Linked DNA regions of Homo sapiens: region 1 is linked to region 2. A link is a loop called in an ENCODE intact Hi-C map of the cell type or tissue named here. Cell type or tissue: Caco-2. All regions are shown on one strand. Each heading gives the region's core, and the rest is flanking DNA. Links, peaks and the distances in the headings are about the cores only. Region 1 holds the start of LOC105370998 (a long non-coding RNA gene). Region 2 has its middle 410 kb from the start of NR2F2-AS1.

Region 1 (16,274 bases), core at 5,118-13,117, 130 kb before region 2:
GTAAGAATTTTCTAATATATAATTTTCTATATCTTGAGCTCTCAGAATAATATTACTTTTGTTAGGCAAGAGATAGAACTCCATTACTCTAAAGGACTAAAGCTAAACTCTTGCAACGCTGCTCAAAGAGATTATTTAAGCCCGAAGAGATTGTTTTATAGAAAATTTTACATTATTCTACTACTAAATCCCAAATATTAGCCCACAGAAGAAAGTTGGCAAGAATATCCTCTATAAACTCTGTAAACATTTAGACAATTGCATTATCAACATTTATCATTCTATTGATGAAAAATGGACCACACTTATTACATGCCTGATGCCAGCATGCGAATTGCAATTGGATTTCCATTACTGTGTCAGAATTCCTTGGGCTTTTTGGAAACAAAAAGGAACTTTCTTAATTTGATAAAGTATCTACAAATACTTAAAACAAAAAATCATATTTGATACTGATGTGTAAGGAACATTTCCTATAAAGTGAAGAATAAGACAATGAATTCCATTCCTTTATTACTCTTTCTAGGTCCTAGACAGTGCAATACACAAAAGAAATATGAGCTATAATTATTGGAATGAAGAAACTGTCATGATTACAGGTAGTATAATTTTTAATACAAATTTTCAATGAATTTTGGAAATTTGACACATACAACGTTGATATATAAGTACCAATACATGTACTTGATTGTGTCCCTAAATATCACCGTGGCCAATTAGAAAATGTATTCTTTAAAGGATTCTATGCCCAATAAGCACCAGGTGTCAATGAGTAAATGTAAGAAATGGATGCCCCGTATGAAGAATATTGTACAACAGTGTCAAAGGACACAAAACGACATATACATGGATATTTTATTTTATTTTGTTTTTGAGATGGAGTCCCATTCTGTCACCCAGGCTGGAGTGCAGTGGGGCAGCCTCAGCTCAGTGCAACCTCCGCTTCCTGGGTTCAAGTGATTCTCTTGCCTCAGCCTCCCGAGTAGCTGGGATTACAGGCACACACCACCATGCTCGGCTAATTTTTTTGTATTTTTAGTAGAGACGGGGATTACAGCCAAGAGTCACTGCACCTGGCCTTAGATATTTTATATATGGGAAGATTTATTTTCCTAAATAGATCAATTATCCCAAAAGTAATCTAAAACTTTAATTAAAACTCCAACAGATTTTTTTCTTCACAGAGCTAGTCAGTTCATGTGGAACTAGTTAATTCATCTGGAAGAATCAAGAACCCCAAATAGCTCAAAATAGTGATTTTGAAGAGGGAGAGTAAAGAAAAAGCACATGCGCAGTTAGAGACTGAATGATGTTAAAGTGATCATATTCAAGACAGTGTGCTGGTGGTACACTGGTAGAGAAATAAAGATCCCAGGAACAGACCTACATAGATATGAGAATGGAAAAGAAATAGTCTTACAGACCAGTGGGGGGAAATGGGCTTTCCATACAAAAAAAGTAGATATAGATATCATATATATATATATATGTTTATATATATATATGTTTATATATATTTTACATATATATGTTTATATATATTTTACATATATATGTTTATATATATTTTACATACATATGTTTATATATATTTTACATATATATGTTTATATATATTTTTTACATATATATGTTTATATATATATTTTACATATATATATAAAATGAACTTCAGATACTAACATTTGGAAGCAATCCTTTAACATTCTTAGACAGAAAAGGAAGAGAATATGTTTATGGCATTATGATAGGAAATAATTTTTAAACATATAAAAAGTGCAAATCATAAGTCTATTAATACATTTGATTAAATCAAATTCGATCTATTCTATTAAAATTCTTTTCTTTGGTTGCATATACCCTAAAATATTTTTAAAATCCTACATCCTGGATAACATATTTTAATACTTACAAAAGAGTTCATATTCTGAACATAGAAGTTCTACATGTTTATCAAAGACAAATAGTCAAAGAGAAAAATGAGCAGAGGTTAGGAAAGACCAGTCACAAAAGAGGAAACTTGAATCAACAATAAATGTTTGAAAAAAAATTCATCCCTCTTTCATACTTTGATATTAGGGAAATACAAATTAAAAGGATGAAGACAGAGTGTTTCCAACCCATCAGAATGGCAAAAAAAAAAAAAAAGCAAACAACAACAAAAAAATCCGATAACACCAAATAACACCAAATATTGGGGAAAATGTGAGGAAAATGGAGCTTCATACACTACTGTAAGGGCTGTAAATTAGAACAAACACTCTGGAGAATGACTTTGACTCCGTAATATGTAACAAAGCAGAAGATGTTCATCCACTATCACCAGCAATTGTACTTCCTTACTGTATTAGTCTGTTTTCATGCTGCTGATAAAGATATACCCGGGACTGGGAAGAAAAAGATGTTTAATTGAACTTACAGTTTCACGTGGCTGGGGAGGCCTCAGAATCATGGCGGGAGGTGAAAGGCACATCTTACATGGCGGCAGCAAGAGAAAATGAGGAAGATGCAAAAGTGAAAACCCCTTACAAAACCATCAGATCTTGTGAGGCTTATTTGCTACCACCAGAACAGTATGGGGGAAATCACATACTGACTAAAATTATTCCCACCGCATCCCTCCCACAACATGTGGGAATTATGGGAGTACAATTCAAGATGAGATTTGGGTGGGGACACAGAGCCAAACCATATATCACTTATATGTACCGTAGAGAAAACTATCCCATCATAGCTTATGAGTGAATAACTGGAAACAACCTAAATGTATGTCAATAGAGGAATTAATGAATATGGTATATTCCTGCAAGTAATACTGTGCAGCAGTTAGAATTAATAAGATATGTCTCTCAGTAGTTTATTGGCCTGCCATGGTCTGCATTCTCCCCTCCATCCTTTTACTATTAGTACATTGGCATCCTTTGGAGAATTTGCACTTGTGGTTCCCTCTCCCAGGAAGATTCTTTCCTCAGAGATTGTTCTGGCTCATTTCTGTGCTTTGTTTTGTTTTCTGTTCTTATGTCATCTCCTTGGAAAGCCCTTGTGTGAAAATGCTATAGAACATTGCACCTCCCCCATTCTCATCAACCCATGACCTCCTAAATTTGTTCCCAGGTCTTCTTTTTGCCCTGCAAGATTACAAGCTGCACGGGGGACAGCACTTTGTTTTGTTCAGTAAAGCATCTGAGTGATGCTGGATGTATTTGTTGAAGTGATACATAGACACCTGCACACATTTGAAAGTTTATGTGCTCCCTTCACCTGCTCCTGGTACTCCCCCTCACTTAGACTGCCTTGTAGAAATGGACCCAGGAGATCCTTCTTCCTACTGCACATCTTCTCACAGTACTAGAAAAGCAAGAGGAACGAAGAGCACAAGGGCAGCCTGTGAAAGTCTCCAACCTCCTTACTTCCTCACAGCTTGCTCTCCTGGACCCTTCCACGAGGCTCCAGTGGGTGTGGATGAGTGTTCTATCCAGGACAAGGATTGTGTCTAGCTGGGGAGCACTGGAGGTTCCCTTCTCTGTGAGATGCCTGGCTAATGATACTTCAGCACCGCAAAATAAAAAGCCTGTGCTCAGATCCCAGTGAATTTATCTGCCTCTTCTTGGACTTTTTGCAATATCATTTATGTTGGAAAAGATGATTTAAAGCCACCATCTAGCATAATGTTTACCTCCCAAGGGTTGGAAATGGAGGGTTGTTAAGTCCTCCAGACAAGGTGATGTTCAACTGCTGCTCTTCTGGGAGGGGATGTCATTTAGTGGACTGCACGGTGCTGATGTAAACTGCATCCTGGGAGCCCAAAAGCCTTCAGTACCTCTCTACTGACCTGGGGTTTACCTTGTCTTCTCTGGGATAGGCTGGAAATTTGATCTTCTCACTTCCTTAAATTATATAGCTAAATTTTTCTTGAATTACTTGTGTTAGTGGAAAGACTACAGGCTTTGGAATCAGGTAGAACTGGGTTTGAATCATGGCCACATTACTTCCTAGCCACTCGACCTTGGGCAGGTTATTTAATTTCCCTTGATCCTCTCTTTCTTCCCCTAAGTTAGAGGGGTCATAATATGTCTTCTGTCTTTGGGTTTGGGTGTTGATACAATGAAATAGTAGATGAAAAGCACCATACTGCTCTAATGCGGATAGACAAAAAGCATATACTCTGGCCTGGCTTAAATCCTACCTCTCTCTGTGGGGGTATTAATAATAAGTTTCCTTGTTGTTGTTTTTGAGACAGGGTCTCACTCTGTTGCCCGGGCTGGAGTGTAGTGGCACAATCAAAGCTCACTGCAGCCTTGACCTCCCAGGCTCAAGTGATCCTCCTGCCTCAGCCTCCTAAATAACAAGGACTATAGGCATGCACCACCATGCAAGGCTAATTTTTTATTATTTTGTAGAGACTGGGATCTCCCTATGGCACCCAGGCTGGACTTGAACTCCTGGGCTAAAGTGATCCTCTGGCCTCAGCCTCCCAAAGTTCTGAGATTACAGGCCGGAGCCGCCTTGACCAGCAATAATTATTTTTGGTACAAATCACACATGACTACATTTTACTGAATTTCTTTTTTTTCCCACTAGCCTGGCACTGTGAGTACTTTGTCTTTCCCCATTTAGCTTAGTGGGGCAAAGAAAGTAACCAGTGATGGTAATAATGGATACTGCTCACGTCTTCATGGAAATCCCCTTGTAACCAAATAACTTCCTTCCAGCCGCATGTGTGAGCTAAATTTACTGAGTAAAAGAAGAACTAAGAATGAAGCAAGATGGGAGGAGATTCTGCCTTTGGATATTGAAAATCTTGACCTGGAAGAGTCTGAAACAAAAATTCAGCATTTAACTCTTCATTTTGAGAGAATTTACCCTGGCCGGCATTCAGAATCATATTGATATACTTCTACTAAACATCAACACATCTGAAGACCCCTAATCCAAAATGATCACCTAATGTAAATGAAAGACACCAGACAAAGCTTACTTCATTTTGATAAATAAGGACACCCTCAGTCATTAAAGGTTAATTTGAAATTGAAAAAGAAAAGCCTTTCCCCACCTCCCCGTGTTTCAGAGTCTGTACGAAGAATGATCATGTTTACTGTGTTCTTTAACTGGTTGTGTTCTCTTTTTACGTGAAATCTTCTCTGCTTGCTCTTCTGCCAGCCAGTGCAGTGAGGCAAGGGAAACACACACAGGCTTAGGGGAGCTGGACCTGGGTTCAAGTCATGACCCTGACACTTAATAGATGTGTGACACCACCTACCTTCACTCATGTCGCAGCTTAGGAAACTGAGGCCCAGAGAAGTTAATACTGGTCTTGGGAAAGTCTTCAAGGGATGGCCGGGCACGGTGGCTCATGCCTGTAATCCCAGCACTTTGGAAGGCTGAGGTGGGCAGATCACGAGGTCAGGAGTTCAAGACCAGCCTGACCAACATGGTGAAACCCCGTCTCTACTAAAAATACAAAAATTAGCTGGGAGTGGTGGCTGGCGCCAGTAATCTCAGCTACTCAGGAGGCTGAGGCAGGAGAATTGCTTGAACAGGAGGTGGAGGTTGTGGTGAGTGTTGTGAGCCAAGATTGCGCCACTGCATTCCAGCCTGGGCAACAGAGCAAGACTCCATCTCAAAGAAAAAAAAAAGTCTACAGGGTATTAAACCAGATAATAGATAATGTCTATAAAAGGTCTTGGTTGTAAGAGACTCCAAATAAATAGCTGCTGCTATTATTATTACTGCTCTTATCTACTCTTCTTCTTTCAGAAAACAATTGTGGAGGGTGTCACTCTCTGCCTCTCTAAATATTAAGAAGCTAAGCAATGTAAACAGTCTAGTTCTAATACACTGTGCCGAGAACTGTGGATGCGCCAGAAATTAGAGATTTTAGTAATTTATTGTTTTTAAGTGTTCTTGCGGGGTACATCAACATAGCTTTAGCTTGGTAAACAGGTTGGTTAACTTGTTTAACTCCCCAATCTTTATTCGTGGTTACTGCCATCCCTTGGACTTCTGACTTCAACTTGCTGTTTTCCACTTTCATACTTTTATATAGAAAATGTTCTCCTTTTGGCCAGGCACGGTGGCTCATGCCTGTAATCCCAGCACTTTGGGAGGCCAAGGCAGGCGAATCACCTGAGGTCGGGAGGTCGAGACCAGCCTGACTAACATGGAGAAACCCCGTCTCTACTAAAAATACAAAATGAGCCAGGCGTGGTGGCACATGCCTGTAATCCCAGCTACTAGGGAGGCTGAGGCAGGATAATCGCTTGAATCTGGGAGGCAGAGGTTGCGGTGAGCCGAGATTGCGCCATTGCACTCCAGCCTGGGCAACAAGAGTGAAACTCCGTCCCCCCCAAAAAAAAAAAAAAGAAAAAGGAAATGTCCTCCTTTTTCAGGCAGTTCAGGTTCTTTATCTACAGATACTGAAATCTAATCTTCTGAAGATAGTTTTCCGTGATGTAATCATTGTTCCTGTACAGTGGTTGTCAACTGGGGGTGGTTTTGCCTTGTAGGGGACATTTTTGGTTGTCACAAAGGAGAGAGGGCATTGCTTATGGCATCTCATGGGTGGAGGCTAGAGAAACTGCCAAGCATCCTGCAGTGCATAGGACAGCCCCCCAACAAAGAATCATCCATCTTCCAACTTTAGTAGTGTGGCGGTCGAGAAGTCCCCAGCTAGAGTGACCCCAGACTTTTTCAAGCAACCTCAGACATTTTGGGGAATGAAAAAAAACCACTCTTAACAATTAATCGGAGACAGCAAGTGTAAACTGGGACTATTACTGGCACACAGGGATTTATGGCCCGTGTCTTGAGTTCCTTTTCTTTTGCATTGCTGAGATATTGCCCCAAAGCATATTATTAATTTGCCTTCTTGACTTGCTTATAGCTGTTCTCACCAATTAGACTCTTACGTAGCCCAAACCAGGCGGTGTGGCTTCTGCAACCTCCCCTTCTCCTTCTAGTGCCGTATACAGAGCGCCTACTTGATAAATCTTCTTGATTGACTGTGCTTATTTATAATCTCTGTTCACAACTGGGTCCTTGACAAAACCTACTATAAACTTTTCAACCATCAATTATATGATACATCAAAAAATGTGGGTGAAATGATGGAGAAGAATTCAACAAGTACCATTGCTCATGATGTAGAGAAGATTCTACCTCTTATGATGTATAATTTGATGAAATATACTAAGCAAGGTACAATCCCCTTAATTGGTACTCATTTAAATTACTCATGTTTACTGTAAATGTTCTTCTGCACAAGATGTGTTTCTATTGAATTAGATAAAATTTTATTGTTGAAAGAGTGGTTTATACGTGTGAAATCAACAAAAATATATCAAGTTCTCCAAATTCTGCCCAGGATATGATAGATGCACAATACGTATTAGTTCCTTTTGCCTCCCCATTACATAGGACACTTTAAACATAATTTTAAGCCATTTAATTTGGTTTCATATGTTTTTGAAATATTGATCTGAGGGGATATTAAAGTTACTGAGTGGCTAAAATTGGTTGGTATGCTAGGGTTCTCACATAAGCAAGTACCACAGCCTGGATGGCTTCAACAACAGAAATTTATTGTTTTGCAGTTCTGGAGGATATAAGTCAACATTTAAGGTGTCGACAGGGCTGGTTCCTTCTGATGGCTGTGAGGAAGGGATCCTCTCCAGACCTCTGTCCTTGACTTGAAGATGGTGGCTTTCTCCCTACATCTCTTTATATCATCAATGCATGCATATCTCTGTTTCTAAATTTCCCCTTTTTAAGAAAACAGCAATCATATTGGATTAGGGTCCACGTTGGTGAACTTATTTTAAATTGATTACCTCTGCCAAGAGCCTATCTCCAAATAAACTCTCATAACTGGGGGGTTAGAAATTCAACATGTGAATTTTGGGGGAACACAGTTCAACCCATAACAATTGGTAGTTAACAAATTGCCATAAACAGATTATAAGCTGAATTAAAATTTTGTAGAGAGAATAATTCTACCATACCTTACTATATATAAAGAGAAAGTTGTGGAGTCACTACCATGTGGAATATAAATGATGAACTTGTGTTACCGTAAGCCACTGGAAAGTACATCATTGTCGTCGATCTTTAAAAACATTATAAAGAACTTTCCAGAGAAAATTACATGGATCAAAAATGTCAACATCTTTCTTCTGAGCATGTGAACTCAAAATACTTTGCCATTTAATTTATTTTTTCCCTCCCCAAATCTCTTGAGATGAATAAAGGACACGCTTTAGGTGACAAAATACAGAGGTGCAAAAAAACGCAAGATCATTTGTTCCACACCATCTTCATTTTCCATAGGCAGGAAAACATTTGTCCTCTGTGCTTGCTTTATTGGAGGCATGTCTGCCTGACTGGTTAGAGCATGAATAAGATTATGGGATTCCACGTTTGTTGATCTTTAAGTGAATTGTATTCATGAAATAATCGGGGCGGAGGTGGGTCTTGAGGGAAGCCCAAGCATCTACCAGTCTGGGACTTGAGCCAAGTGAGAGCTTTGGCTTTTTTTCAGTGTGAAAGACTAGATAGCTGCCGCCGTCTGCCTGCTATCTCAGGATGGGAGGTGGAAATTTAAAAAATATATAAATTTATATTTATATGTATTATATGAAATATAAAGTATTTCATATCTATTTGTCTGTCTGAAAAGAACGTTGGACAGGGAACTGGGTTCCAGTCCTCATCCTGCCACAAAACTTACTAAGTGATTTTAGGCAGGTCCCTTCACCTACTGGAACTGCTTTCTCAGCTGCACATTCAAAGTTTTAGCCTGGGTGCCCGGCAAGGTCCCCCAAAACCTGAGAATTTCATGAGGGAGAGTGTTCCAAGTGTTCAAAGTGATTTTCATGTGGTTAACGCTAAGGATACATTGGCCCTCAAAGAACCTTCATTCTGTAACCTTGTCCCTAACATACTTAGTTACCTCTGTAAGACTTGTTTGGGGTGGGGCCGGGGGAGGGCAGGGAAGTGTCAGGGTTTTTAAAACAAAAGGAAGAGTTCTCCTCCGGCCTCCTGCAGACCTCCTCACCTTGCAGACCAGCTGCCTTTTCTGCCCCCCACCGCCAACCCTGAGTTTCCACTCCTGGAATAGGCATCAGCTCTGCAGAGTTTTTATGCTGTGAACTCAAAATTTCCGGGGCAAAAATCTCTGCACCCAGGATTTGCCCCTTCTGAACAGTTTCACCCATTCTTAAAGGAAGGGAAGTTAAAAAGAGTGGGGTCGAGGCCCGGAGTATTTAAACAGAGGCCTCTTTATCTTCTTCTCCCCTACTACCGCAGGGCAGCCTCCGAAAGTTATCAGAGTGTCATTAACAGGGACAGCTGCTGGTAAACAAGGAGGATGTCGACACCAGCGCCTCCGTCAACAGGAATTTCACTTTAATCTGTCCCTTACTTAAAGAAACACTCCTCTCATTCTCTCTCTCTCCCTCCCTCCACGGTGCATCATTTATTTATCTCCGTCAACTTCCAGATAGAAGACTGGCCTTAACTCCAGAAAGCCCACTGGGATAGAAAATTAATAAGGTGCTAGGGACATCCACCTTAGGTCAATTCGAGGGGACGCGGAGAGAAAGGGAACTCGCTGTGGAGTTCCCTGCTTAGCTGGAAACCGATCCTACATATTTATAAAGGTGAAACTGGAGGGCTGCCAAGCGCCTGCATTTAAGTGATTAACAAACGTTTCTCTTTAAGTGGACACCTCTTGTTCTAAATATATTTGACAAGAATGCAAAGAGTCATCTGGAGGGCAGAGAGGGCGAGCCCGGGCCTCCTCTCGCGAGGCGGACAGGCTGGCAGGCCCGGCTCCCTGCTCGGTGCCAGCCCGGTTCACCGTCGCCGGTGGGCAGGCTGCCAGCGCCAGCGGCTCCCCGCTGTTTAACGACAATGGATTTACTGCTTCTCTGCATATTGGTGTTATTTTGTATAAACAAGGTTAACACTCCTTTTAAATTAAATGCACCACCTGGTGACTGAGTGGGTGACCTTGCCAGCTTTCTTCACCTGGCTCGGGGAAGCCCAGGCTTTCGCTCCGATTTCAACCTGTGGCTCTCCTTGGAATCTCTTTTGCTTCTCACTTAAACAGAGCTCCTGGAGGAGGTTGGCCGGTGACTTGCCCTCTGACCCCGCCGTGGGGGACGAGACCCGATGGAGGTACTAGGGGCCCCTGCGGCTGAGCCCGTGTCCAGGCACCTTCCACGTGGCGCAGGGCGGATCAAGGCTTGCCCGGGGCCAGCGCGGGGCTGCCGCCAGCACGAGAGCCTCGGGGACCGCCCTCCTCCGGCAGCCGGTGTCAGCGGAGAGTGACAGACGGTCTGGTGGGCCCTGCCAAGGCAGCCCCTAAATAGAGATCTCCAGAGGGGGCAACACCATAAAAAAGGTTCTTTGTGTTTCACTCTAGCGTGGTATTGCTCTAATATAGAGCTCGGCACTTTCCCCAACCTCTAGGAATTCGAACACCTGGAAAAATTCTCCTGGCTTTACATTGGAGGAAATTTAATGGTGTAAACCAACTCTGCAGGGGGGCCCCCTTTGATTTGAGAAAGCAGTGATCTGCGGTGCAGTGCTGAGCCGAAGGGGCTTGGAAACGACTTTGCCTGAGAATGTCCATTCCTCAAACACTTTAAGGATGGCTTCGAGTTGTTTAGAAAAATTTAGGCAGACAGCACCGTCTTGGAAGCATCTAGAAACTTCGAGAGAAATAAACTTCAGTTACTCGTTTAATTACAGGCATCAGCTTGCCAGTTCCCTGCTAACTGTCCATTTCCGAATAGGGCAGAATTTTTCAGGGGTCTTTGCTGTGCTACTACAGCTTTATGAATTGTAGACCGGTTTGTCAGCCTTATTTTAGCTCGGCAAATAAGGAAATCATACCTGGGAAAGTGAAGTGACTTCCCCAAGGTCACCTGACCCAGAAGCCAAGACTCCAGGCTTGTAAGTTCCATGATGTTGATGCCCTTATTGTTTCCCTGTGGAGTCCTGCTACCCAGAAAGTAAGCTGTGAGCTGTAAGTATAGAGAGTTTTACTCTTAGCAGCATAGAAATAGCTGGGTCAATAGCTTCTGCTTAAATAGTTTCTTAGTAGCTCAAATTGGGATAATAGAAATGTCTCTTTAAATAGGCAAAGTCATTCCAGTAAGTGATATAATTTTACTTGCTAGAATCCTAATAATTTTATTAAAAATAAGATATGGAATGTGGATTTATTAATACCTTTCAATATTTGAGGTAAAATGTGACCTTCTTTCCCAAAATCTCTCTAATGAGTACATTTTGTGTGTGTGGTGGGGGGAAGAAACCAAAAACAACCTAACATGAATAAGATGCATTGTCTATGCACAATGAGTGTTGTGGCCTGTTTCTAAAGACATTCAATATTTAGTGTGGACATCAGGGTGCCAGGTTTTGAGGACACAAAGATAAGACACAATCAGGATCTAGATTAATTAAGGTCCAAGGAAATTAGTGTGTACATAAAGAACCACTGTGGGTACAGAAAGTTCAGTGCAGGAGGCATCTAACTCCGGGTGTCCAAGCTGACTTCGCAGAGCAAATAGTGCTGTACCCTAGGCAATTCCATTTGTGTTATTGTGGAACAAGTCACAACAGACATTCAACTTGGCTTATACAGTGATTCCTGTTTGCTAGGTGTTGTCCTAAATGCCTGGCATAATCCTCATAACAACCTTCTGACGCAAGAAATGTTATCAGCTCTACTTTACAAATGGGGAAACTGAGGTATGGAGAAATTAGGTAACCTGGTCAAGGCATCACAAGGAGGAAATTCACATCCAAGCAGGCTGCTGCCCCTCTGTGGTTCCGTGTTCATTGTCTTGGTATTACCATACACAGGCATTACTTTCCTCCCTTCAAACACCCTGCCTTCTAGGTACTAACTATCCCAATAGAAGATAAACTTTTAACTTTTAAAAATTATCTATTGCCAGACATTGTTATGGACTTTACATACAATGATCTTACTATCTTTTTCCCCCTAACCCTGAGAAGAGATAGATATTATTTCCTCATGTTATAGATAACAAGACTGCCACAAAGCTCAGCAGCTGCAGCAGCGACTTTCTTTTTATCTTCTTAAATAACTTCATTGAAACTAAATTCTTAGAGGTATCCGATTTTCTAGGGTGGTAATTATTTCAAATATTCTTTTCTATTGTACGACCCAATTCCCAGGGTTTTTGTTTGGAAGTAGAAGGCACAGAGGCTGTCGTGGAAAACACACAGCAAACAAGACAGCTCCACAAAAAAATGAACATCTTTACCCAAGGGGGGTTTGCAGAAATTGCAACAGGGATTAATTATTGAGAACTGAGGTTGTCAGGAATGCAAGCGGTAATTTCTAGCTCATCTAACCCTGCAGTAGGATTTCCTTAGAGCAAATAGGTTTCTTTTACCTTTGGAAGGTAATATAATATATAGTAACATAGTATGATATTATATGTTAATATAATTATATATTATATAATACTAAAGAAGATTGGGAAAACTATGAAGAAGGGAATAAAAAATTATCGAAAATTTCATTACTGCAAATATTTTTGACATTATTCCTTCCAGCCTTTTTTATTAATACACATAAATTTTGTTAAGGAAAAAAGTGTATAAATACACACATGATTAGGATAACTGTCATGCAGATTTGAATGCTACTCTTAACTTGATAAACATTTTTTCACTCTCAAATATTCTTTAAATTTTTCATTTATCGTCTTTACATAATTTTATTATAAGTATTTATTATAGTTTTCCATAACCCAGATTAATAATTCCCCTATTCCTGGACCTATAGGTTATTTTCAGTTGCTGCTATTATAAATAATCTTGCATATATATTTTGGCTGCCTAAAAGGTTTTCCCCTGCTTCAGTGGAATCCTTAGAAGTAGAGTTATTGGATCAGAAAGCATTCATTTTTGTTGTTTCATCAGAAATGTGAACATACATAGCATGAGTGCGTTTGGAGGAGATAGGATAGGAATGGAAATTTGAAGTATTTAGAAATTTTGTTGGTCTGTTGTTTCACTTCTGTAAAAAATAACATACAATACAGGTATATTTATATACCTGCATATTTACTTTTTTTTGACAAAAACAGACAATTATGTTACCTTATCTTCTGTATTCCACTCTGAGACTTCCATTGTATTTTATGTTGCTGCCTCTAGGGCTGGATTTCTGCTTGTTGGGTGTTAACAGGAAAACAAACAAACAAACAAACAAAAAATATATGGTGGGGATGCTGGAATTTAGCATACCTACCATGGTTTGGAATTACCCTAAGGGAGTCTAGAAATTCCAGTTTGTCAAGTATCCAGTCTTGTTTTTTAAGAACACAGACTAGGAAAAGCAGAAGATCACTCTACAAAACTTTTACAAGAGTTTGTCAAGTCTGGGGTAGTAAGAGCAAATGTATAAGGGTACGTGGTTCCCTTAGGACCAAAAAGAGGTGTGAATTTGTAAGGCATCTAACTTTCTCTTGCTTGAATGAATTTGCGTCACTATCTTAAATTGAAGTATTGTTTAACTGTGTTCAATTCAACTTCTTCCAGAAGGAGAGGAAAAGGCCCAACACCTGCCTGTCAGGGCTCCTGGATCACGCCCTGCTGCCTGCTGACCTATATTGGACTCGAGCCCTTCTTCTGGCATGCTCACCTGTTAACCCACCTATCAGCCCACACCTCTGACTGCTGGCTGCTCCCCATTGAGCCTGAAATACTGTGCTATCTGCCTGTACCCTTTTGCATAAGCTGGGGTTGGGTTATCTCAGATTTCTATTTGGGTCAAGATTGCCACATACCTCACCTCTTCTGTTCTGGTCCTCATCCTGTGTTCCTGGACAAAAATAACATTTGAGTAGAAAGCTTTTCTACTTGTTGACATAGTTGAACAGATTTTGCTTTATTGAGATGAAATGGAGCCTAAATTTATCTGGAAATGTGTGGAATCAGTAGAGAGAAGTAAACACAACTCGAAGAAAGCGGGAAACCCCTGTGTACAATTCAGCTTTTTCACTCCCAGGGAGTTGGGCATGATTGTAAAGAATGATGTTTTCAAGCCTGCCAATAACAGAACACGTCTGTATCCATTGTGGATGGGCTTCTTTGAGAAAGCTTCCTTTTCGCCCAAGTAGAGGAGCTCTTCACTGCCCTAAGATTCTGCTTTCCTACTCCCATGTCAGAGCAGGAAAAGGTGAATATTTTTCACACAGAATAGCCTCATCCATTCCCACGGGGAGTGAGATAGTTCCTGTAGGGTGCTAGTGATGGCATAAAATTACAGCTCACTAGAGAAACAGTTGCGAGTAAAGAAATATATACATTTCCTCTATTTGTGTTCCCTGTCTGTGTTGTCTAAGTTGCAAACAACAGACTCCACTTCAGCTAGGTTAAAGGGAAAAGAGGTTTAATAAAGAAAATTAAATAGCTTATAGCATCACTGGGGAACTAGAGAAACAGATTTAAGGCTAAGCTTCCAGAAACATATCCCAAAACATGCCCCCAAACCGTGACACTGACATGAAGAGACAGTTGTCATTGCTGCTTTATTGAACAGAGGACTGAGAATTTTTCTACAGTCACTGCTGTTCTCTGCACTGATGGAAGCCAAGCCTGCCTGGAGAACTCAACTTTGCAACCCAAAGCTGGTGGCTAATGTGGCTACCCCTACCAACAAAATGGAAACTCCACCAGGTGTCTGAATCCAGCTCTCACGGTATGTATCCTGCAGGTGGCACGTTGGGAAGATGCAAGGGAGGCTGGGAATTTGAGTCCCGATTTCCAGATTGTGACTGTGGGTCACAGTGAAGATTAGCTTTGCTTTCAAGCATACGCATCAATCCAGCAGGAAGATGTCTTCCCAATTCTAGACATGAACCTGCAACCTAGTAAAGTGGTTAAGAATATGAGCTTCAGAATTAATCAGTCATGGATTTATGTTTTCTCAGAGTGATTGTGAGCCGGTCACTTTCCCTCTCTTTCTTTCTCAACTGAGCCTCAGCTTCCTTCTTTGTAAAATACAGATAATATTTCCGTAGAGGTGGTATGTGACACAAATTTAAACAAGCATGTATGGAAAATCCTCAGCATAGTGTTTTTATAATGTAGTGAGCATTCAGTGTATGGTGGCTCTCATTCCAGTTACTAGTAATAAGAGCTGAAAGTTTATGGTCTAAAAGAGAAAAAAAATACTTATGACCAAAACTCATAATGCTAATAATAATAAGAAGAATCCTACTAATAACAAACCAGCCTTGAACCAAGCCACCCAAGTTCATCTTAACATTTCTTATAAGAAATTTCAGTTCATGCAAGGGATTTATATGGCAATAGCTGAACAATGGGAAAGTTTGAGGTCGATGCTTCCTCAACTGTTTCCAAAATAAACAGTTACAGGAAGCTCACTACCCTGTGCATTAAAGCGCAGGGGGAATAAGGAGGGGGCTCTGTTACTTTAAGCTCACTACAGGAGACGTGGGAGCAGATCAATATGTGGTTAAGTGTTTTAGCTGCACTTTTATTACGTTTGACAGCGATGACAACATAGCATGCACTGAATAAAATGACTAACGCACACATTTCTCCCGCATGCATACTGCTTCTATTTTTCGAACCTCCTGAGTGAAAGGCAGTCATACAAAAAGCATGCAGAGTGGGAGTTCCAAGTGGCTAGGGCCAGAATTGCCCACGGATTCCAGATTTCCAGAGTCACAGAGGGGAACCTGACTACCCGAAGCAGAAAGAACAAAAAGGGCTGCATGAACATGAACATGTTAACTACTGAACAGTAGTTAACAGTCGGATGAACTGAGAAAGGCATGCTTACGTACATAGCTACATTTCTTTCTCCTCAAGCCTTATCTCTTTCCCATAATGTGGGCAGTGCTGATGAGTGAAAAAATACACAAGCCCGTCTAAGTACACTGTAGATTTACACAGCACAGGGCTGAACTTAAAAACAACAACAACAAAACGCTGTTATTTGAGTAACTTTTCAAAATCCTATTTAGATGCCACCCGTTTCTACCTTTTCACTGACACCCAGATGTTTTCACTTGGATTTGAGGCCCCAGCAGGCAGCATCCAGATGTTTTGAGGGGGCAGAGGAAGTTCTTTCATTTGTGGCAAATTTGAGAAGTGAAGATTCATTGACTCATGTAATATTAATCTTCCTACATAAGGAAATTGGAGCCAAGCTGTTTGCCCACTTTCTCAGTTATGTGTGGGGTCACTGAACTGGG
Region 2 (16,274 bases), core at 3,059-11,058:
GCAAACAATGCTCCTACAATTCAGTTGCCTATAGAAGCAGTAGAAAGCTATATTTTTAGAGGAGTACCTGAAAAGAACACAATATGAAATAGTTTCTTTTAAAAGCACTAATTTGTTAGGAGTTCTTTTATTTCAACAAAAAATATCTATTTAAAAATAACTATTGGAATTAGAGAAGGTTTTAAAAATTACATGTATTTCTACCCCGACAACTAATTACAGGGATAACTTTCACACATACTACCATTGCAGGTGCAAATATTTAATTATGTGTGCAAGCCAGGTGGTGAGGTGGTTCCTTAACTACGTGTCCAATTGTGTCTGCTCTAGTTGCCCGTTCAATTAGCTGTGGGTGCAAAAAACAGAGACCTAGCTGAGGCCCTATTAAAATGAGGCCTATATATTTCACAGCCTTTTATCTGTGAAGGGGGAAGGGGTTGTGCATTTTGCATTTATGTTAGCTGCTCCTAGCTGGGGCCTGGGGGAATCACTTTTGGGGAGCTAGTTAGCCCAGAGCAGCTGGACTTGTCCTGATAAGAATTGCACACAGTTGCATAGGAAGTGGTCAGCTCTCCTCCACCGCAAGTTTAGCTGTTAAACCAGGCACTGTCTTAAAAGCCACGTGGCTTAGCTTATTCTAAAGGTGCTTGCAAATCACGTGGAGGCTTTCCCTGGGAGATCAGAACAGAAAAGTTTGTTCAAAACATTTGAAACAGGCAGGCTCTTGTGACTGAATCATTTTAATTATTTTAGCAGCTCTTCTTCACCCTTAGAGGTGAGGTTAAAAGGCTATTTAGGGAGAAGAAACTATTATTCACAATACGGTCTGAGAATCCGCAAGGTTAAGATTTGACCAAGGATGAGACTTACGAAAAATCAACTTGGTGTTGAGTCCTGTACATTTGAGAAGGGCCTGGAGGGAATAAACTGAAAATTTAAAGTTGACAACTGAATTCTAGTTTTCCTCCACTAGCTGTGTGACTTCGGCCTTATTATTTAACTTCTCTGATTCTCAGATTTCTGCCCTGGGAAACGGAGCCACTAATATCTACATCATACATAATATCTACACCTACTAAAGTAGATGTACTTAAAGCACTTTGTTTGGTGCTAAGTCCAGGGTGTGTGCTCCACAGAGGAAACTTCTTTGCTTTTCTCCAGAGGAAAAGAATGCTGAGAAAATTTCTATTCAGCTACACAGCTACACAAAAGATCCAGGGGAGGGAACTGCTAGACATCCTGGACAGGTATCTCATTTTTACCCTTCAAAAGTTGATGACCATGTTCACATCTGCCGTGATGTATTATCGGATTTTTAGCTAGAGCAATAAATCACAGCCCTCTAAATCTTAGTGTTTACATTTTTAGAACACTTAAATACGTTTCAATAACCTAACATCATTCTATTTTTAATATTCTCCTCAATAACCTCTGGCTGCTCATTCTTAGGGGAATGCAGGTTTACAAACATGGGTTTCAAGTTTTTGCTAATAATTCTTATATTTTTATCTGGTTTTGAATCTCATTTATTTAGAGTTGCTGACTTTTTAGAGTGGTTATAGGGTGCCGTGTATGAAAGGTGATTTGAAATTTTGTCTTCGAGTGCAGGGTTCCTAGTTACGTCATTCACACAGGCGCACTCACACACATTCATGCACGCACGCACATACACACAGACACACATCCATTCCCCCAAGGCTTTACAATAATGTATCATAATGACTTGGATGCATGAGTTTGCAGCCTTTTGGAGGGAAAATTCTTAACGGGGACACAAGGATTGTTTGAGTGCTAACATCAAGTTGCCAACGGAATGCTACGTTATAATAATGATGCGTTTCCCTGCAATATGTTGGCATGACCAAGGAAGTCATGGAACCTGGCATCAGGGAACCTGAAAGTAGTGACTCCTCCATTAGAAATCTTGGTAGTTATTTTCACTGCCTGGTCTGGATATGGGCATTGATGACATAGCTTGAATGTTTGTGTCTCCTCCAAAATTCGTGTTGAAACTTAATTTCTAACTTAACAGTAGTATTAAGAGGTAGGGCCTTTAGGGGGTGATTAGGATATGAGAGCTCTGCTTTCATGGATAAGAGTAGAGGTCCTTACAAAAAGAACTTGATGAGGGAGAGAGTTCTCCCTCTCTATCTTCTTTTGCCCTTCAGCCTTCCATCATGCGAGGACACAACTTTGGCCTCTTCTGCCATGTGAGGACGTAGCGACGAAGTACAGTTTTGGAAGCAGAGGATGGGTCCTCTCCAGGCACTGAACCTGCTGGCACCTTGATCTTAGACTTTCCAGCCTCCAGAACAGCAAGAAATACATTTCTCTGCTTTATAAATTACCTAGTTTCAGCTATTTTGGTGTAGCAGCACAAATAGGCTAAAACAACTGAGGAAGGATTTGGGGATCTATTCTCTTACACCTTGGCCTTTTCTCTGGATAGAGATGAGCTCACTTAGAGAGTCTTTCAAATTCAGAAGGAAAAGTAGTTTGCTCACAAGATGCTTATATTTGTGATAAGACTTGGGGTGGAGGTCATTCTCTTTGGAACGAACTCTGACTTCCCTTGATCCTGTTTTCTCTCTGGGGTGTGGAGAGGTAGGATGGGATGGGATTTCTGCTATAAGGAAGACATTCACACAAGGCCGCATGCCTAGGTACCATCAAGTACCTTCCATTCACTGTGAAACGTGAGAAGCCAACTACTCCCCAAATAACATTTAGGCTTTGACAATGTTTCCCTCCTATTTTCCAGCTCCTGTCCTAGGGAGCTTGAGGACAAGTGCTTCTGAGTGCCCAGAAGAGACAGAATAAAGCCCATTTAGAAAAGCTCTGGGAGCTTGATGAGACTTGCAGGTACGAGAAAATCGAATTGGTGTCCAACAACACTATTTTTCGGTGATAACTGCTTGCAATTGCTAAAACTTGCTGATGATAAAGAGAGAAAATAGAAAACCCTTTGTCACTTTGAATGTAAAATCATCATCATCATCATCATCATCACCATTTATTAAGATAATACCATGGGCCAGGCTCTGTGCTAAGTGCCTTGCATATATTATATCTTTGATGTGTGAATTAAAAGTGACCTTCTTGAAAATTTAAAAGTATTTGGGTAAAAACCTCCATTTTATTTATGTACAGTGGGAAACTCAGTGTCTCTCCCTAAACCTCAGAGACTCCTCGGTTTTCTCTAACGTCTGTTGACCTAGTCTGATCTGGGGTTCTGACTTTTCTTTTCTTTTCTTTTCTTTTTTCTTTGGAGACAGACCCTTGCTCTGTTATCCAGGCTGTAGTGCAATGGTGTGATCTCGGCTCACTGCAAACCTCTGCCTCCTGGGTTCAAGTGATTCTCCTGCCTCAGCCTCCCAAGTAGCTAGGACTACAGGCGTGCACCACTACACCTGGCTAATTTTTTGTATTTTAGTGGAGACAGGGTTTTACCATATTCCCCAGGATGGTCTTGAACTCCTGAGCTCAGGCTGTCTGTCTCGGCCTCCCAACGTGCTAGGATTATAGGCATGAGCCACCGCGCCCGGCCTGGTTCTGACTTTTCTTAACCGTTCACTCTTACTGGCGTCTCACCTCCTGGGCCTCATCCCTCTGTTTCACATTGACAGGTCCATGGACCATCTCTTTCCATGGTTTTTAAAAAAAACCCACTTGCAGAAAGCATTTGTGTACACAGCAAAGTTTAATAAGCTGGAATAAAAGAATTGCACCACAAGAGAGCAAACAACTCAAAACTTAATGCTGGATTACCGGCCACTCCAGCTGACTAGGTCCCCCCCTCAGACTCCAGCTCTGAGACAGAGCAGCTCTCCGGTTAAACTAACATGAGGCATTTGGGTAAGTCTTTTGGACTTCAACTATGCTCAGAGTAGAAATGGGAGGAGGAAGGTGACTTGCTTCTGAAGGACTTACCTACTAAGTTGAAGGCTGCAGAGAAAGAATAGTTGACAGAGACGATCGGAGATATCCTTTATCAAATACACCAGGCATAAGAAAAGGGGAATTTAAAATCCGGCTTTCTGGCCGGGCGCAGTGGCTCACGCCTGTAATCCCAGCACTTTGGGAGGCCGAGGTGGGTGGATCACCTAAGGTTAGGAGTTTGAGACCAGCCTGGCCAACATGGGGAAACCCCATCTCTATTAAAAATACAAAAATTAGCTGGGCTTGGTGGCACACGCCTGTAATCCCAGCTACTTGGGAGGCCGAAGCAGGAGAATCTCTTGAACCCAGGAGGTGGAGGTTGCAGTGAGTTGAGATCACGCCACTGCACTCCAGCCTGGGCAACGGAGCAAGCGTCCGTTTCAAAAAACAAAAACAAACAAACAAACAAAAAGCCTGGCATTCTCTAGTCACTTATGAAAAGAATCAAATGGAAAACTGTATTAGGTTAAAAACAAAACCAAGAACAGAAGAACCTATCTATTGGAATGCTGGCTTGTAGAAAGAGTTCAATGCTAATTGTATGACATTTCCTTAGTGTGGGGTATCTTGTATAGTGTGTTGTGATTATTTTTAAAATCAAAATCATCATAGAAAAGTGAGTGTCTGATTGATAACCTTTTATTTTATATAGCTAGGCCATTAGGTGGCATGTATATAGAGAAATGATTCTAAACTATATTTCCTGTAATACAATAATTTCTGCTTTTCCGTATTGACTATTTGCAATATATCAATTGGTAAACACAATGTATCTGGCACAGGGGCATCCAATCATGACACAGACAGCAGGAAAAACAATGAACTGAAAATGTTGCAATGCATTTCGTGAGGCTGGATTTATTTACTCATCAAAAGCATTAATATCCACACCCCTGTGAATTCTTTCCTTAGATAGTTCTCTTTTTTGTAGATACAAGCATCAACTTTAAGAAGAAAGGTTTGAGGACCACCTGGTTATCTCTTAGTTCCCAGAATAAAGTCACCAGGGCCCAGGAAATATCCAGGAGATAATAAATCAGTGAGTTCCCGCAATGAAGGAAAGGGGAAAAATAACCAAAAAGGAAATCGAAAAGATTTAAATTTCAACTTTAGGTTTTGAAAGGATTATTAATATAAACAGCCTTAGGAAAAAGGACGTTTTGGTCAACATCCCATACAATTAAATGTAATACAACTTTTTTTTTTTTTTTTTTTTGAGAACGAGTCTTGCTCTGTCACCCAGGCTGGAGTGCAGTGGCACGATCTCGGCTCACTGCAACCTCCGCCTCCCAGGTTCAAGCTATTCTCCTGCCTCAGCCTTCCGAGTAGCTGGGATTACAGACACACACCACCATGCCCAGCTAATTTTTGTATTTTTTGTAGTGACAGGATTTCACCATGTTGGCCAGGCTGGTCTTGAACTCCTGAACTTGTGATCCGCCAGCCTCAGCCTCCCAAAGTGCTGAGATTACAGGTGTGAGCCACAGCGCCCGGCCTGCAATACAAGTTTAAAACAATGATACACATGCAAAAAGTCACCTTAAATGCTCGTCCTCGATTCTCAGGATGGCATTCATCTTCTTGGGACTGGGAAAGGCCTTTACATAGTTTTTATTCTTCTTCTTCAGTTTGCTTCTAACCCTAGTAATCAATAGCAGAAACAGAAAAGCTGAGGAAAGCCAAGATGCTTCCATTTCTGAGCATCCCTCCTCGTCTGTTCCCTGTGGCTGGGCTTAGAATCCAGTCCTGCCCCCAGAGAGCTGGGTGTTGCCCCACCATTCCCAGCTCCAATACCTGCTCCTTGCTTGGAGCAGTGTGAACTGTCAGTAGCTCGTGGGCTACAAAGATGCTGTGGGACTTTGAACTCTTTTTATCGTGAGCTCAGTGGACCTTTCCAAGCCCCTCATGAGCCTAACAGGTGAACTGTCAACAGCAAGGCTGGGGAGAGGTCTGGAGTGTTAGGGAAGGTGAGTTCTGGGTGCAGTATTTCCTGTGTTTCTATAGGAACTAGTGGACAGAGATCATTTTGTGTGTTTGTGTTTGTGTTTGTGTGTGTGTGTGTTATAGATTTTAACCATCTTAAAATGAAATGACTAGTCAGGTCCGGAGGTGAAATTGTGAAACTGCAGTTAGATTCCCAGGCTTTCACAGCTGCTGAGCAACTGTTCCCCAACCTCGGTTGTGAGGTGTGTCTTACGTCATTTGTTACTAATAAAACAAAGTGCTACAGTTTGTGGGCAACTTACTGATTTTATAAATTAGATTACCTTTTCCTAGAACAACAACATTCACACCGACTTGCTTTCTGATATGCTTTTTTAAAAGTGCTTTATCTCATATCGATAAGCAGGTATATCGCCTACGCAAACTGACTTTGATAATTATAGATGAATATTTAGCCATTGACGTCACCTTCATTATTAGCCTTTTTTTTCCCTGAGACTTTCCTTATTGTAAATATCTGCATCCTGTGATATTTCTGCAACAGCGGCTTTAGTACATGGCTTCATGGAGACAAGTAAATGGGTCGTGAAGTCTCCCAGGTGGGACTGTGACTTATTTTCTCATTAACCAAAAAACCTAACACAGGCTCTGCTATGTAAAAGGTACTCAATATATTTTTTAAAAAATAATTTTTTATTTCTTTAAACCCCAGCAGATATATTTCTTTCCTTTCTTTCTTTTTTTTTTTTTTTTTTTGATGGAGTCTTGCTCTGTGGCCCAGGCTGGAATGCAGTGGCACGATCTTGGCTCACTGCAACATTTGCCTCCCAGGTTCAAATGATTCTCCTGCCTCAGCCTCCTGAGTAACTGGGATTACATGCGCGCCACCACGCCCGGCTAATTTTTGTATTTTTAGTAGAGACGGAATTTCACCATGTTGGTCAGGCTGGTCTTAAACTCCTGACCTCGTGATCCACCTCCCAAAGTTCTGGGATTACAGGCATGAGCCACCGTGCCCGGCCCCAGCAGATATATTTCAATTCGCATAACAAATGTGCTCATAAGTTGTAAGTAAACTAAGATTTTTTTTCCCTTAACTGGATAAAATTTGAGGGGGGTGACTGTTTTTTTTTAAAAGGTGTGGTGGTTTGGAGTTGGGTTTCTCTTGCAGTCCAATACACTGCTCTCAAATTTATCTACTTTGTAAATCCGTGCCTTTATATAAAATATTATTCTTGATAACATTTGCCTTTCTAGAACTAGTGGTAGTAAATGAGGTAACTTTGTCTTTTTTCATTTTATTGAACTCATACTATTTAAGATATTTGTTCAAGTTAGTAGGCTGAGGGACAGAGCTCAGAAAGGTAGTTCTAAGTGTAAAGTTCCATGTCTGAGCCTCAGTGTCCTTGTCTGCCCTCAGCTGTTCTGATGACTTTTAAATGAGGGAGTAGTTATGAAAGTACTCAGAGCTGTACAAATATAAGCATGTTGTCGTGAGTGAGGTGCTCAGGCAGAAAGGCTGCATGCACAGGTATGTAGGGGACTCTTGTGCCCAAATTGCAGAATTACAGGAAGTGGCCAGGGAAGGGATATCACCATGAACCTCTGCTGCAGCCTGGAGTAACAGACCATCAAGTTGGGGGAACACTCGAGAGAGAGGCATGTCTGTGGAGGACTGACCGCTCGGGGAACCATTCCTGCCCCGTGTTTGTGATCTTAACAGCCTGCTGCTCGTATCATTGGTCGCATCTGAAATTTAAAGTTTTATTTAAAATTCAAGCTAAAAAAATTTCCCAAGCCCTGCCCAGAGTGTCCAGGTCGCATTCCCTGCTTGAGCCCTTGTGTGCTGTCTCAGTCCACATGGAAAAAGCTCTGACTGAAGCCACCGCCCTGGGTTGGAGCTCCAGTCTCGTAATTCCCCTAACTTGACTTTGCTTCTCCATCTGCAAAATGAGAGTTGGGAGTTCGATGAATTCTAAGAGCTCATTGATTCATATTAACATTAGCCCAAATAAAACACAATCAAAGACACATTGGCAGACAAATACGAAGATTACCTTCATCCCAAAGTTAAATAAAAATGACTTTATTTTCTATTTGGCATTCATTATACACGTTGTAATTTTCTTCTTGCGACTGGAAAAATCCAGAGTAAATAGCTAGCACACAGAAGGATGTCCTCCGGCTTTTACTCCCTCACTCTTTCCCACTAAGTCTCTGTCATTTGCACGCGTCTTCCCCAATATTTGCATTTTTAATCTGTGACATCTCTTTTACCTGAATTTAAAGGAAGATGGTGTTTTCTCACCAGATTTGTAAAGTAAAACAAAATAGGAATATAAAAAGTTAAACGGGAAATTGTCATCGTTTCATTGCCTTGGCTGTGACAGGGTTACAGAGTGTGCTATTTCAATGCAAGGTCACTACTGTACTCCAATTCAAGCTTGTGTTTCCCAGAAAGTGGAATGATGCCTAGAGAAAGTGAACCACTTCTTTCTGTTGCAATGCTTTCCAGCACCAGTGAGGTTGTGCCTTCACTTTCTCCTCCCCAGGAATGTCCTGGGGAGGAGAAAGGACAGTTGTTTGACCTCTGCAGCAAAGCCTTATCTTGGGTGGAAGAGGAGGCTGATCCTAAAAAGCAGTCAATGTTCTCTTTCACATGTCTGACTCCTCAAATGAGTCCTGATGGTGAGAGAGAGAGAGAGAGCATTGAAACCTGTTTTAAATGTATAACAGACCAGCAAGAAATATTCTAACCATTTCATTTTCCAAAATGTGAATTGGAACCACAGACTGGAAAATCAAAACTATATTGAATGGAACCCCCCCCTCCCCACCCATGCCCAACAAGACATTGGCAGCATTAGCCCTGGTATTTATTGCTCATTTTAACTACAGTGCCTAGCAAGCACTTCCCCAGCCTGTATCGCAAAAAATATGTATGTATATAATTTATATACTTAATATTTTGCCCTAGCTTTCCTTGCCTATTTTACAGTGTTGGAGACTGTTTGTGTGTTTGCTATGTATCAGTTGACACCTCTGTAAAATCTTTATATTGAATGCCTTTGGCAACTATGTGCCAAATAATAGCGTTGCCATTTGTAATTTTTGTAGTTCCAGTTTTCCTATAAGCTTGGCTCTGTGTGTTACAAGTAGGAAAGGTTTAAAAAGCCTTATTGATGCTTCTTTCTAATGACCTTCCTCAGTGGTGTGAGTCAAAATCACTATTCCCTGACTTTCCTGTTCTTTTCTTCCATTAAAGACTCTAACTAGTTAAAGAAACGTGTCCTGTTTTGAAGATGCATTGCCCATAACACAATTCTGCTCCAGGAGTCTCTCTTATTCTTATTCAACTTATTCTTAAGTTTGGGGCTTTTAGACATGCTTGTTGCTCTCCATAGTGTCCAAGAGCATTATTTATTTTTATTTAAGACCTTTCCTGCTTTCCTGAAGACTATTTGAGGTTGTTTACAACAAAGATAATTAAATGATGAAGTAGATGAAATCACATAGAAAAGAAATCCAAAACTGTGTTAGACATGGATACAAACTTTATTCTTAAAGTGTAGGTTGATATATTTCTGTGAGTTAAGTAGAATGCAAACTCAATGAAAGCAGGAACTTTGTTCACTGATGAATCTCTATTGTCAAGTTTAGTGTCTAGACATCAGTATGTGCTCATGTATAATTGTTATTTATCGAACCAATATTAAATTCCATTTGGATTTTCCCAGAAGCTAATACATGAAGGGAAATGTGACAGGATATATAAAGTTATTGTAGAATATTGTACACTTAGAGCTCTTCTGGTAGTTAAAAAGACTTCATCTTACAGATGAGAAAACTGAGACCAAGTGAAAAGACTTGCCAAAGAAAAGTTCTAAAACTCAGACCTTCAGATTCCAAGGCCAGGGAGCTTTCTACTGTATTAATGTTGCAGTAGATAACCATGTTCACTCTATGCATAATAATCTATTGATATGGGCACAGAGTATGTTTGTGTGTGTATGAAGAGGAAATCTTTTTATTCTGATTCATCTATACTCTCCGCCCATTCCCTCTGGAAGGGACATCCTTACATAGTTGTAATGAGGTCTGGAATATCTTGCATATGCCTTTATCTATACCCAGTTGCCCAAGAGCAGGCACAATGAAGTGATCAAACAGAGGTAGAATGTTGCATATAGTTAATAACCTACACCTGCTATATAGAGAAATCAATTTTTTAAAAATATTTGAATTCCCCTATGTTGAAATATTTGCAATTCATTTATGAACAAAATTCAGCCCCTTACTTTTTAAAAAATTTAATATACTTTGTGATTAGCAATGCCAAAAAGTCCTGTATCTAAATTTTGTAGAAAAACATAAGCAAATTATAAAGTCTCACAAGTTGGATTACAACCAATTAATAAAGCAACTGTATCAATCAGCTGTGGGTGTGTGTGTGTGTGTGTGTGTGTGTGTGTGTACAAGCATAATGCCAATTTTATCTTCTTTGAGGGCAGTGAATCAGCATTTTTCCACTCCCAAGCTATGTGCTTATAGTAGGACAGCTCCTCACATACACATTCTTTCAATATGCACACACACCAGTGATGGACCTATGACCCAAGTCAGGTCGGTGAGAGCCAAGTTCCTTACCAGTTCAATTCAACTTAATCTCCTACATGTTGAGTGTCTACTACTACAGTCCTCTAGATCTTTAGAATCATGATATTTATATAGTAGGACAGCTCCTCACTTCAACACTCAATTCAATATGCAGGCTCACCAGTGATGGACCTGTGACCCAAGTCGGGTCAAGTTCCTTACCAATTCAATTCAACTTAATCTCTTGCATGTTGAGTGTCTACTACCACAGTCCTCTAGATCTTTAGAATCATATTTAGAATGATAATTCAGAGGTATTGTGTAAAATTCTAAATGATGGAACAAAATTTAATTATAATCGAGAGCAATTCATTGTAAAATATGAAAACATGCCCATACATTTAAGACAAATTCCCAATAAGTTGAAACAAAAAAGCTTTTCTGTTTAATTTTCTGTTTAAAAAATTTAATTAACTGGAATTTTAATCCCCTAAGGATCTTAATTAATTTAGGTTTGATTGTAAAAAATTTCAAGCATTTTGCCTTTTGGAAATATAATTAACAAAATTGGTTTAATGAAGTGTTTTCAATGAAAGAAGTTAGCAAATATTATTTAAAACATAAACTGCCCTAAAGTGACAAGGAAGATAGGCCCTTTCAAGCTTTAAAATTATATATTACTAATTATTTGAATAATTAAACCACAATCTTTAAAACATTTTTTAAATCTTTTATTCTAACCACATATGTTGCCTATACTTTTTTCTCAGTTACAACACTTTCTAGTGTACTGTGCAAAAACAAATGAATTACATGATCAAACGGTTTTAAAATTAGTGCTATTAATGCAAAGTTTTTGCCGCGGAACTTCTCAGAGCCTTTAATATGCAAATGTGCCCAGCAAATAATACTATAATTAGTACTATATGCAAAGTTGTCTAAATTTCTTTGGCTTTGATATATGTTTTATGAAGCACATCTTCTAGGAAAAACACTTCAGAAAATTCTGCTCTAGGCTCATTTTAGTCTAAAAATTAAGAAGAGTTTTGAACCCTTCCTATTCTTCTTGCTATCTATTAGCCTTGTAACCTGTACAGGTTCATTGTGCTTTATTCAATAAACACAATTATTTACACTAAAGACCGTATCTCCACCTCTCCAACATGAATCAGCAATGTCCACTTTTGAGCAACTCACGCTATTCTGAATAAGAGGAGTTCTATAAACCTAGGTCCTAGTCCAAAGCTTAGGGATAGATGGCCTTTCTTTCTTTCCCAAGCATTGTCCTTAGATTTCCTGGCCAACTGTCTTTTGTGGACATGCATTATTTGATGCATGTTGCTGGGGCCTCAAAGTGATGATAAGCCAGAGGAGAAAAGTGTTGAACAACAGGAGAAGAAAAATAACTAAGAATACACTGTATTCAATAAGGAGGACCCAGAAAAAAATAGTTACATGTACTTATAGTTACTATTTTTTTTAATGCCCAATCGTCCGTGGGACAAATTCTGCAGTATAGCCAATAGCATTGTGTTCATTGAGAAAACTCTCGATTAGATTTCTGCTTTAAGATGGCAATTTCGTGCCATCTCATATCCATGAGGCCTGGGGGAGGGGGAGGCTGCAGATCACATTTTGCATCATAACGTGATCATTTCAGCATTCAAACTCCAGATTAGAAATTTGACATTTTAAAAATTCCACTGAAATTGGACTACAAAATATAATAGGTTTAGGCACCTGCTCTAATAAGATTGCGTAAAAATATCCCAACAGCCTTACCATAAACATATTTTACAATATCAGAGTCAAATTTTATTACATCATTATAAGAATGTTCCACTGGGCCACATGATTGGCTGTTGTACAAGAGCAGGATGCTGATACTGTAGCACAAACATACTATCACACTTCCCTAATAAAAGTTTTATTGTATCCCCATGCACATTAAAAACAACACTAACTCCACTAATGCATTGTAATTTACTTTTTTGTTGTAGAACAAATAACAAACCTGGTGCTAATGAGCTCATATTTTCCATTATCCCAAAGCAACCTGTTCGTATATCCAATCTTCTGAGATTTTGCCTAAAAAGTGAAATTCTCTTATGGGACAATGGTGTGCACTAGTCTAGAATGTTTTTTTTCCCCTACACCTCCTATAGCCATCACATCATGTTCTAAACATCTGTTTGTTTAAATGACACAGTTAAAACATACATTATTTGACTTTCACGGTACTATACTTTTCTTCAAATGGGAACACACAAGATTCTTTTGTTAAAACTGTCTTTTTCTTTGATAGCTTTTTTCATGTTCCAATAAACATAGGTGTATTTGTAGCTAAATTACAAATACAAGGACTCACTGTCATCACTTTCCCTTTGGCTGTCATCTGAGTGGTTGTAAGTTTTTTAGTACATATTTTCAATTTGGCAGGTATGAAGTACCAGAAAGAAATCAATTTCTTATAAGACATGGATGATTGTTTTTATACCTTCTTCTGGTGTTGTTTTAATGAAGCTATTAAATGATTAAGCATTGTACTTTTATAAATTAAACCACTAACAAGGGACATTGTGACTCCCATGGTTTTTTTCAGCTTAGAGTAAATTGACTTATCACCCAGCTTCTCACCAATGCAATCATTCTCTTACTGTCAAAGTTCCTGGGTGTTTGTTTGGAATAGTGGTGATGGTGAGGCGGGTGGAAGGAGCAAAATGTCGATTACACTTGAGGGAAGAGATTTCAGAAATCTGAGAAGAAAAATAGGAGTCACCACAGACCCTGCTTATCCAGAGATAGGACATTTCTCTATTGTAGACTTCAAACTGTGGTTATCTCAGGCCTTTTTTGTTTGTGTGGGTGTCTTTTTTGCCTGTACTGGCAGCACTCTCTGCAGAGTGGATGGTGGAGGTTCTATGGGATAAGATAGAGAAGAACATTTCCGTATGTATGATCTCAGTGACTCTCTAAATAAAGTTTCCTGGTGTGTAAATGTGTTGGCTATCTATCATTGTGCCTCTGTTGTCACTGTCTGCTTTTCCAACATTAGGCAATTTAAGATTGTGTCTACACTGCACACACACAGATGCACACACACACACACACACACACAGAGAGACAGACACTTGCATCCTGTCAGACATTTGGGTTTAGAGGCTTACAATGATGTTGAATAATCTGGTTTTTTAGGTTTTGACTTTCCAACACGATGTAAGCACTGCCAAAGCCTATTTAGATGTATTCATTATAAAACTTGTTCCTGATTCAAAATGAGATAATATTTATGAAGCAATCTTGATAAGTACGAAAATCGTGACCTGTGTGAACTGCACTGTGGCTAGTTCTTTTAGAAAATGTTTAAGTATAACTTACACAACCTGAGAACATCTTGTGTCCCAAAAGACTGAATTCTCAAGGTTATTTATAGACCACTGGGGTATTTCTATGTCCTCATACTTTTTTTGGAAGCGTGTAGAGTCATGTTAATGAACCAAGAAAATCCCTGTGCAATTTTCCTACTGTTTATGAAAGTTATTGTTACATATCACATTTAACTTTAGCATAGAAGAAAATAATAATAACAGCTAAAAACATTTATTTTTCACTTATTATGCACCAGGCTCTGTTTAGAAGGGTTTGCATTTATTAATTAATTGATCTGCAAAAAAGAAAAACAAAAAACCTGAGACTTTAAGCGTTATTAGCCCCATTTTACAAGTGATAAAACTGAGGCACAGAGAGGTTAAGTAACTTGGCCAGAGTTACAAAGCTAGGAGGCTAAGATTCAGGTTTTGACAATCCGCCACATACGCCCTTGCTTTTAACCTCTACAAAACATCCAATTAAAGTGCTCACTGGTGGACTGACTATGGCATAAAAGGATGAATTGTTGGTCTTAGGAAGTAGGAAGTATGAAATCTCTCATCCATGCCAGTCACTTTGACCCCAGGAATCTCCTGAGTAGTACCATAATAATATAGTTTATCTGGAGGCTGGAGGATTGTGAAATGACTGTAGGCTAAACCAGACTAATGGTCTACCAAGCAGGGAAAGACATTTCTGTCAGGCTGATAAATTGCCTTTTTAGACTATTAATTCATTCATCCATCCATTGATCCATTCATCCATTCTTCCATCTTTTCTTGAGCCATGCATCTCCTATTCCTACCTATCACTTTCTAGTGATAATGACACTGGTCAATTTTATGATTCAAAACTCTATCTTCTTCTCATTTTAATTTAACTAAACACACCTAAATTTGACCTATAACTGATCCATTTCACTCTTTTTGGTCTCTGGGCAAGTCCAGGTCTTCATCTGTGAAAAGTGCTAACAGCTGCCTTACTGTTTTAATTTTTTTGGCTGGGGGTGAGGGTTATAATTAAATGAGATAATGTATATACATCACCAAGAACGTAGTAATAGGTCCTAGGTCAACATTTTCCTTAAAAGGAAAACTAAACTCAATTAGCAGTCACTATTAAAATGAAATAATGAAACCATTAAGAGAAAATATGGATGAATATATTCTAGTTCTTTTCTGAGTATAAATGGAAACTAAGAAAGTATAAAAAACTACATTAACATTAAAATATCTATATAATGTACATATGAAAATTAAATATTATACAATTTAATTTGAAAATCATAATCTATAGTGAGTTCTTAAAAATTAAGTAGATAAACAAATAGAAAATAGTAACCAATAGAACATAGGACATAATTTGATAATTCAGAAAATTTATAGAGATAGCCAAAGGAAACATCAAAAAATTTTTCACTTACAATGGCAATGGAAGAAATACTTTTTTGGGAAAAGAAATTAAATTATCAAATAGATTTTTTTAAATTACGTTTTTAGTTTTTTATTGGCCAAAGCAAAAAAAATGCTTGTTATGTCCTTACTGAAGTGCAAATTTGCATTTTTTTCAGAAGCCCAGTTGGTTGTATTTATAGAAAGCCTAGAAAATAAGCACATTTTTACTCAGTGATTTTTAGGACAATTTTAAGATATTAAGAGAGCAGAAGATGCTCAATGATTCCTTGGGAGGGATACAATGAAGTATTCTTCAAGACAGCAAAACTTTGAAATTAATTAAATGTGTAACAATAAAGAATGGTTAAATTAAATTAACTATGGTGAAATTGTAGGAAAGAAAAATATATTGCTATTAAAACAATCTTAACTGAAATGGGAAATATTCAGGATGTAATAATGAGTTTGACGTGGTATGCTATGGAGTGGATGCTATATAGAGTGCTGTACTGACTTTGCAATATGTGTATATGTACAGTGTGTGTATGTGTAATGAGTGCTTACATGTTTTAGTTATTATGCCAAATATTTTCTATACTTTTTGTGAATTAAATGTCTTATTATAGATAAAGAAATAGCAAACAAAGAGGATAAGTAACTTATCTAACCTCTTACTACAATAAAAGTCTTATCACTTTATGAGTGGTGAGACCAGGATTTTAACATTCACATATTTGACATAAAACATATCCTATCCACCAGTATGACTCAAATGCCTCAATATACTTCACTTTACAAGGAAACCATCCCCCCTCCCTACACAGTGGATAAAGAGTGGATATGTTGGTTTTAATGTTCCTCTTTCTATAACTGCCTGCTCCTTGCCTGTTTACTTACCTGTCACAGATAGGTAGGGATAAAAATTACACCCTCTAGAGAAAGACAGATCTACTCTAAGTCTGGACTCTGTCACTTTTACAATTCTGTGGTCTTGGGTAAGGTATTTCCATCACAAAATTGTTATGAAGATTA

Evidence for each region. Peaks named below come from ENCODE experiments on the same cell type or tissue, not always from the same donor. Only the 100,000 strongest peaks of a DNase experiment are listed, where the experiment ranks them.
Region 1: it touches region 2 in a loop (2.9-fold over the local background); 3 of 110 quality-filtered maps call a loop at or near these places.

What each region holds. Positions count from the first base shown.
Region 1 is chr15:96,047,009-96,063,282 of GRCh38, reverse strand. All of the region lies in intron 1 of LOC112268156 (a long non-coding RNA gene), which reads right to left. LOC105370998 (a long non-coding RNA gene) reads left to right here and starts at 9,907. Exons shown (of 4, transcript XR_001751688.2): 1 at 9,907-11,029; 2 at 13,588-14,749. In Caco-2, for the core only: no CTCF peak of the experiment used is centred there; DNase peaks (open chromatin) are centred at 9,018, 9,352 and 10,162.
Region 2 is chr15:95,913,797-95,930,070 of GRCh38, reverse strand. No RefSeq gene overlaps it. Among named protein-coding and RNA genes, the nearest start is that of NR2F2-AS1, 410 kb to the left of the region's middle. In Caco-2, for the core only: no CTCF peak of the experiment used is centred there; a DNase peak (open chromatin) is centred at 7,430.